2 separate regions of the Homo sapiens genome follow, and region 1 is linked to region 2. A link is a loop called in an ENCODE intact Hi-C map of the cell type or tissue named here. Cell type or tissue: PC-3. All regions are shown on one strand. Links, peaks and the distances in the headings refer to the core of each region. The heading gives the core; the rest is flanking DNA. Region 1 overlaps SYNE1 (spectrin repeat containing nuclear envelope protein 1). Region 2 overlaps SYNE1 (spectrin repeat containing nuclear envelope protein 1).

What was found. Peaks named below come from ENCODE experiments on the same cell type or tissue, not always from the same donor. Only the 100,000 strongest peaks of a DNase experiment are listed, where the experiment ranks them.
Region 1: a loop joins it to region 2, with 6 times the contacts of the local background. A loop is called at or near these places in 2 of 110 quality-filtered maps.

What each region holds. Positions count from the first base shown.
Region 1 is chr6:152,207,577-152,211,975 of GRCh38, reverse strand. It overlaps SYNE1 (spectrin repeat containing nuclear envelope protein 1), which reads left to right. Exons shown (of 146, transcript NM_182961.4): 124 at 388-482; 125 at 3,770-4,004. Among named protein-coding and RNA genes, the nearest start is that of SYNE1-AS1, 170 kb to the left of the region's middle. In PC-3, for the core only: no CTCF peak of the experiment used is centred there; a DNase peak (open chromatin) is centred at 2,615; H3K27ac peaks cover 2,518 bases.
Region 2 is chr6:152,133,937-152,138,335 of GRCh38, reverse strand. SYNE1 (spectrin repeat containing nuclear envelope protein 1) reads left to right here. Exons shown (of 146, transcript NM_182961.4): 141 at 1,518-1,718; 142 at 3,104-3,232. Among named protein-coding and RNA genes, the nearest start is that of SYNE1-AS1, 240 kb to the left of the region's middle. In PC-3, for the core only: a CTCF peak has its summit at 1,655 (motif pointing left); DNase peaks (open chromatin) are centred at 1,735 and 2,025; H3K4me3 peaks cover 804 bases; H3K27ac peaks cover 1,504 bases.

The sequences.
Region 1 (4,399 bases), core at 251-4,250, 74 kb before region 2:
TATTTTTTTTCTTTGACTTCTTTAACGGTCCTAAGCTATTCTCTAAGTTTTGAATATGGACCATATTTTATATACAAAATAAACCAGAAAACAAATTGTGCATTAACTTACTTTATTAGGTGTTTTTGAAAGAAAGAAGAGAAATATAATTCTACTTTTGGTCATCTAGTTTTAGTAAACCAAACACTAAACTTTATCTTTGAGTGTATCTTAATTGATGATTTAAAAATAAATGATTCCTAAACTGCAGGATTTCACACATTTTCTGGTTCAGCTGGTGATAGCTTTCATAGTCTTGCGAAAACTAGAATATTTGGAAAGTTATCAGAGAACCGATCACTAAAATTAGGAACTCTAAAGTATGTTCTTCTTTTTTTTAAATTATAGTTGTTTCAAGCCGAGATGTTCAGTCGTCAGCAGATTTTGCACTCAATCATTATTGATGGGCAACGTCTTCTAGAACAAGGTCAAGTTGATGACAGGTAGGATCTTTGATAAATTATTACAAAGAAAGGTTCCAGTAAATTAGTCATTTTCTTTTTAATGAGCAGATTGGAGGGCATATATCCAATCTTCCTGAGGCAATTGAACTGTAGTGGGGCCTCAGTAATTGGAGGAGAAACTTGTCTCAATCTCTGAAATGAATGAGTATTGAATCTTTTTTGGAGAGCTGCTATTATATTATATGAAGGGCATAGAGTAATTGGAAATCACCTAGCCAACCTTCACTAGTCATCTGTAGGAAATGGAATTAATGAATAGATCAGCATGAACCATATCAATGACCTATCAACGGTTTGTAAACAGATGCTTCTAATATTCTTATATAATTACAGAAATTTTTTTGTAAAAGGAGCATAGAGATCACTAGCCCATCTCTCTTACTTACAGATGAAAAACCCAAAATCCACAAATGTGAACTGATTTGACCAGGGTCACAGAACTAAGTAGCAGCAGAATCAGGCCTGGAGCTCATGTCTGGTTTTCAGTCAGTACTGGATCATACCAGCCAGCTTTCTCATGCCATGAGAATTCTGTGTTTGAAAATGGTTTGCTACCTTAAGTCAGATTACATGCCGCCTGAAATCTTTTCTTCCTTTTCATTTACAATAGCAAATTATCTCTTTATTAAAAATGGAGAGGTAAAAATTTAGCTTCTCCCCAGATTTATGGTATGAGAAATGACAATTTCATACTATATTTACATTTCCTAGGAACAATATTTACTTTATCTAATCGACTTTCCGTGGTGATATTTGGAGTATTAGCCTCATGTGTTCTATTACATATGTATACCTTTCTCATATTTAGGAACCAGTAGTTGTGACTAAAATTAATTTGATATTTTTTCAAAAAATAAAAAATAAATTATTTTTATTGAGAGTTTTGTCTTTAATGTTGTAGAAGCAATTTCAGTTTTAAGTGGCTATTTCTTTGGAAGTACATAAAAGATCTTCATGGTTAAGCTTGGAACAACAGAATGTGATATTATATTTATTCTACTCTAAGTAAGCCAAACTTAAATGGGAGCTTTCCTGAGAATTTAAGGCCTTGAAAATAAAACAAATTCAAATACAATTAACTTTTATCTTTTGCTTTATCATTTCTTAGCCAACTCTATAACAATATTATAAATGTTTGAGTCATTAAGTAAAATAAAAATTAAATACTCACATGCAAGCCAGCATCTATTAACTTTTCAATACTAACATTTAGGGAAAATACACCAAAGAGATGAAAATGGGAGGTTAGACTTGAGGGTAAAGAATTTTGAAAGTTGAAGGGAAAAAAAAATCAGATTAGAGCCTACTGACAATAAGAAGGCCTCAGATTGCAAGTGTATTTTGTTCTGAAAGTTAATTTATGAGTTACGTTTTTTAGAGCTTCAAGTTCAGCACAGGGAACAGTGTCATGTTTTAAGTAATTCCTCATGCTGGCAGGTAGTTTGGGACAGCTTGGTTGTATCAAGAGAGGGTGGGGAATCCTAAGAGGCCTTGGATGGTTACCTGGTAGGGAAAGCAAGATTATACGATATTCTCAAGTCCTGGAGTTGTACATTTTCTGCGATGACAGATGCTTGTAACTTTTAGGGAAGTATCATGAACCTAATTCATCACACTTGAATGCTAGTACATTGATTAATACAGCAAAATTTCCTTTCAAAAACAGAAGTCATCATCAAAATCTAAGTAGCTATCACATGGATTTTTTTTTTTTTTCTTTTTTGAGACAGCGTCTTGCTCTTTCGCTCAGGCTAGAGTGAAGTGGCGCTATCTCGGCTCACTGCAACCTCCACCTTCTGGGTTCAAGTGATTCTCCTGTCTCAGCCTCCCAAGTAGCTGGGAATACAGGCACGCACCACCACGCCCGGCTAATTTTTGTATTTGTAATAGAGATGGGATTTCGCCATGTTGGCCAGGCTGGTCTCAAACTCCTGACCTCAGGTGATCCACCCACCTCGGCCTCCCAAGGTGCTGGGATTAAAGACGTGAGTCACCGGGCCCGGCCCATTATGGATCTATTTTTAAGATGAGAGGGCATACGAAATTTTTTGCAGAGGCTTTACTTAGTACATTTTATTTTTAATACTTGTTTTGTTGACGTTGTCTGGGTGTTATTCACCTTTTGTTTAAGTTGAGTCATTAAATAAGTTTCTAGGACTAACAGCATATTTGGTTACAAAATCAAAGTTTATAGTGGTTCTGGATAATAGGAAGTTTCAAGAAGATACAAGTTCACAATAGCAAGTCCAATTCAAAGTTGATGCTACCCTCAAGAGAAGAGGATAGTATATCTGAGGAAGAAAAGCAAAACTATTGTAATAGAGAAGTGCAAGTGTTTAGTATTAAAGTGCAACATTACTTGCACTTTAGGTGTGAATAACACTGTAATCTACATAGAAACTCATTCTGTTTCATGCGGGACAGACTCTTACTAGCCAGTTCTAGAGCCATAAATTAAATATTAAATAAAACGTAATAAAGAACTACCTATATTTTTTTAAAGCCAGAAAACAGAGAGGTAAGAACACATTAGAAGACCTGATATACTTTAGCCTGAACTTGAGAAATCTTAAGTAAAATTTATTATTTCTAAATATATTAATGACATTTATACAGACTATGATAACAAGTTTTCATCTTTCTAAGAATAAAGTGAAGTCAGCCTACAATGTAGAAGAGATAATTCAGATGAACATCTGGAATGATTTGCTAAAGGTTGGGGCTGTTTATTGTGAGGGAATACTGAGAGAGTTTATGGAGTACAGTTTTTAAAAAATCTTTTTAAATTACATAATTTGATTCAAGTGGCTTATGATTCGAACTGAAGACAGAGGTTCTACATAAGCCTTGTTCCACACATTTTCCTGCAGTGTGTCCCACAAGATGATATCATCATCACGAGCTGCACATGTTGCTATGGAGCTGCTTAGGATTTGCAGCTATTCCCGTTGCACCTGCAGCTGTCCACTCCTCCCCTCTCATGCTCTCAGGGAGACAGTGAAGGACAATGACCTTATTGTATATTTGCCTTCAACCTATGCTGAGACATGAAAACACTCACCATTTGCAAACACTGGTGGTTTAATTTTAAAAATTAATTGCAATAGACCCAAAACCCAGTAAGAGATCATGGCATGATATTCAAAAACCACCGCCCTAGATCACTTCTCAGGGCTTAGGGTTGTTGACAGTGTATACATTGGCTGATTGCGTAACTGCATCCAAGATAACAGTGCTTTTTTACCATGTAATTATTTCTTCACTAGGGATGAATTCAACCTGAAATTGACACTCCTCAGTAATCAATGGCAGGGAGTGATTCGCAGGGCCCAGCAGAGGCGGGGGATCATTGACAGCCAGATTCGCCAGTGGCAGCGCTATAGGGAGATGGCAGAAAAGCTTCGTAAATGGTTGGTTGAAGTGTCCTACCTCCCCATGAGTGGTCTCGGAAGTGTTCCTATACCACTGCAACAAGCAAGGACCCTCTTTGATGAAGTGCAGGTAAGATGCAAAACACAGTGTTCTCACACCTCTTAGGCATTTCCACCGCACACTTTACCTTCGCCTCGGTTTTTCAAAAGGACTCTAGAGTGACATTGCAGCTGGGACAAACATTGTTCTCAAATGTCAACAGAAATATACAAAATGATTGCAATACAAAGCCCATATCTAATGGTGAAATGATAGTAAGCCCCAGCCTCTCACAAAGGCTGCTTACACTTCACACACTATGGCCTGCCGCAGCTCACTAAATCCCAGCAGGGATGAAAAGGTAATGGCAAGGGAAGAAAAACTTCATGTTGCTTGCATACATTTTATTCTTGAGCAATTTAAACACGTAACTTGAGTATTCCAAAGAAGACAGGAAGCCCTGTCCTGTTTGAGTTCTTTGTTCA
Region 2 (4,399 bases), core at 129-4,128:
TTTTGCCATGTTGGCCAGGCTGGTCTCGAATTCCTGACCTCAAGTGATCCGCCCGCCTCGGCCTCCCAAATTGCTGGGATTACAAGCATGAGCCATTGCGCCTGGTCTGTTTTAAATTTTCAAACAGAAAACTTCAAACAAGAGAAATGAATCTCCCCTCCAGGTGATCCAAAAGGTGCATCCCTATAGAAAGGCCTCTACACTACCCCATGAATTTCAGGACAAAGTACCACGTGAGAGAGATTTACAATGGCTGCATTATGAAATGCATTTTTATCTAGAGTCCCTAAATTACTCTAGTAAGGCCATGTTGCATTATAACCAGATTCCTTAAAAAGTTGATGAAGCAAATGCTGGCCAGGGTCTGAGACCTCAGAGAGATTAGGGTAGGGAAATAAGACCTTGAAAGTCATCCGGCATGACAAGAAAAAAGACATCCTCCTTTGTACTTTCTCCTGATGCTTCCTGTCTGTATTTTCTCTGAATAAATCTGTGGAATAATCAAGTATTTTCCACAGTGTCTCTTAAACCCATGTTGTCTGTGTGGTTGAATCTATTCTACAGTATGTTAAGAACCTATTGAAAAGTGCAAAATCAAGACAGATTGGGAACATTGCAGGGCTAGTGAGAAATGATTTCAAAATGCAGCCTAGGTCAATGTGACTTCCAGGATCTCTCACCCTAACTGGATTGGGGGATTTTAAACAGTACCTAGATACTCAATTACTAATACAGACTCCTGTGCTCAAGTTCTTGGAATTGAGCACTGGGTGTTTTGGAAATGCACAAAGCCAAAAATCAGTCACCTGGTTTTTGTGAAATCAAACCTAACTGGTTAGCTCATGAAATACCCAATTCATTCTCTCTACCTTCACATCAGTGTGGCACAGGCAGTATTCTCAGCCTGTGGGCCACTGAGCCTGCAGACTCAGTACATCTGGATCCCAGGGCCCTGGCATCTGTTTTCTTTGCTTCATTTTTAGGCCCACAAATTTGAATTTTGTTGTGGTTGAACCTCTGTACAGAGTGTGGACTCAATCATACTCCTTAATGAGGTCATTGCCTAGCGTTATTGTTGCCTCCTACAAGACTCCTCTTTATTCCTCCCCCCTGCACCCCCTACCCTGGCTGAACTCTAAGTTCCCATTTGATTTTCAAAATGGTAGCTATTCTGAAATATGTGGCAGACCTTCTTTGTTCAGATATATTCTTTAAAAATGTGGATTTGTGTGTGTGAATGTATTGAGGCTGTTGTGTTCCATGTAACATTCTGTTTCTGACGTTTTCACTCTACACCCTGTTTTCTTAAGATTCATCCATGTTGTTAAGTACTCATCTAATTCATTTCTTCCAACTGCCATACAGTTCTCAGTGGTACGCACCCTCTGTCTTTTACCTAGCCATCCTGTTAAGGCCAGTTTAAATTAATGGATCTTTTCATTCATGTGAAACATTTTCAAGGGAAAATATCTTTGTCATTATTGTCCTTGTTTGATTGTCTTTTTTGTTCTTTTCAGGAGCTCCAGAAAGCTGTGGACCACCGCAAAGCCATCATCCTCTCCATCAATCTCTGCAGCCCTGAGTTCACCCAGGCTGACAGCAAGGAGAGCCGGGACCTGCAGGATCGCTTGTCGCAGATGAATGGGCGCTGGGACCGAGTGTGCTCTCTGCTGGAGGAGTGGCGGGGCCTGCTGCAGGATGCCCTGATGCAGTGCCAGGTCTGTAGAGCTTTGGGCAGGAGGTGACTCAGAGAGAGACATTAGCAATTTAGCTGAGTGTGTGACTTGATGTATCATGGTTTCTAGAGGGACGCAGTTGCTCCCCAAAGTCAGTATTTCAGTGAGATAACCTTGTGCCCAAACTTTTCATTTTACTGGAGCATTTCTACATGTTCATGATCATGTTCAAAATCTCTAGGTCCTATCTTCTGTCCAGATAAGAAGAGACTATTCCTCATGTTTATCTCCGTCGCAACGCTCCTTCTATGACTCATTCATTTATTTCCTTTATTTATTCAACAGATATTTACTGGGCAAGTAGGCAGACCCTTCTTGAACATCAAAGTGAGCATTGCAAATATTTGTTTTTCCATTCATACTGTAATTACTTGCTGGGCGTCCACCATATGGCAGACGTGGTGCTAAAACATTGAATACAGCATGGCCTCTGCTTTTGTTGGGGAAGACAAGATCAATAAAATGCAAGCAAATAGTTAAACCAGATACTTGCAGACGTGGATGATAAAAGTAACTGAGAAAAGCCACTTTGAGAGGGTAGTCAGGGAATTTATTTGGCTCTTTGAGCTAACATTGGAAGGATGTTGCTATGAAGGTAATATAATAAATGGAAAGTCCCAGAAGCAGGAAAGGACTTAGTGTCTTTAGGAACAGAAAACAGGCCATTGTGACCAGAGTGTAGTCGGTGAGCTGAGCCAGGGAGTGAGAAGAAAGACTGAGGAGGTGGTCAGGAACCAGATGGCTTTGTAGGTCCAGGCCAGGAGATTGGATCATATTCTGAGCGCCATGGAAAGCCCTGGAAGGAGTTGAAGCCTGCTCTCCAGGTTTATATGTGCCCCAAGAGTAATATAATAGTTCCTTGAAAGCGGGTACCTAAACTGCTGTTTCACCTCTGCACCCACTCCTAGTACAGTGCCTTATCTGTAGGAGATCTTTAGTAACTGTATGTTGAATAAATAAATGGATGAATGAATGAGTGAATAAATGAATGAATGAAGGGGATATGAGATTCAGCCTAGGTGGGCCTTAAAATATGGAAAGATTTGACTACACAGAGAAGAGAGGGCAGCAGAGTTGCTTCCTTCCAAACTGTATAATAGCACTACCCTTTTTTCAGAAATAACGTATGTTGATGCCAGTTTTCCTTTCGTCTAAATTGTCCTCCAAGTAATAAATTAGATGCTTTTGGTAAGAACGTGAACTCACGATCAGGTCATTACAACAGCACCAGTGCCTTCCTCAGAAAGGAGTTGCATGTATGTTCTTAAAACCAAGTATGTTTGCTAATGGTGGCAGTTGAAAGACATTTAAGTTTTGAGAGAAATAAAAATATTTTATTTACAGTTACTTTAAACTGTTTTCTGTAGGGTTTCCATGAAATGAGCCATGGTTTGCTTCTTATGCTGGAGAACATTGACAGAAGGAAAAATGAAATTGTCCCTATTGATTCTAACCTTGATGCAGAGATACTTCAGGACCATCACAAACAGCTTATGGTAAGATGTGTGAACTCTGGCAGCCTCCAGTTATTTTTAGCAGGGTTGCATTTCATTTACAGAAAATGAATATAAGTGGTAAGTGTTGTTTCTTTTTTTTTAACTTTTTGCATTATAGTCTCTACTTTACACTTTTTTAACTCCCTGTGGTTTCCAATCTTTGTAAAGCAAACATGTGCATAGAAGATGATATCTGCTAGCTTTAGAATCTGATTCTAAAGTTGTTGCTCAGTTGTAAAAATCTTAGTGTTCTCAAGCAATCTTAATTAGCTTGTGTTGTTTATTAAGGCAGCTTAATTTAAACTTCATGTTACATCTATGGCCCAAAAGTATATTTGGTGGCTTGTAGTAAAAGGTCATTAAAATATTAGAATAGAATGAGACAATTAAGTCTTTTGTTTGTTTTTGTTGTCGTTGTTTTTTGAGACAGAGTCTCACTCTGTTGCCCAGGGTGGAGTGCAGTGGTGCGATCTCGGCTCACTGCAATCTCCGCCTCCGGGATTCGAGCAATTCTCCTGCCAATTCTCCTGCCTCACCCTCCCGAGTAGGTGGGACTACAGGTGTAAGCCACCACGCCTCACTAATGTTTGTATTTTTAGTAGAGACAGGGTTTCACCATGTTGGCCAGGCTGGTCTCGAACTCCTGGCCGCAGGTGATCCACCTGCCTCAGCCTCCCAAAGTGCTGGGATTACAGGCATGAGCCACCACACCCAGCCGAGTCTTTCAAAGAGGAATTAAATACATCAGATTAAACATGAACCTGAGCATCAAGTTTTCTGAAAGCCAAGACAAAATGGGAAACAAGGAGTAAACTTACTTTCATTATCTGGCAAAAACAAAACATACCACTTCTCAAGGAAGGAGAAACTTTTTCTAGCACTAAATTCAAGAGGAAATTAACTGGTAGACTCTTATACAAGGATCTTTGGACAATATAATGTACAGTATATTTAAGTGACTTTATAGAAGATAAGGAAGCATATTTGAGTTCCATTAGAAGAAAATATTATGCACTTTGTAGCTCTCTGTATTTTTAAAATGTTATGTCTTAACATTTAACACTCACCTAAACTACAGAATTGGTACCTTTTAATTCAGTACCATAATAGTCTTAGAAACCTAGAGGAAATAGCTGTGGAACTGCATTTTTACTTCACTTTGACCTC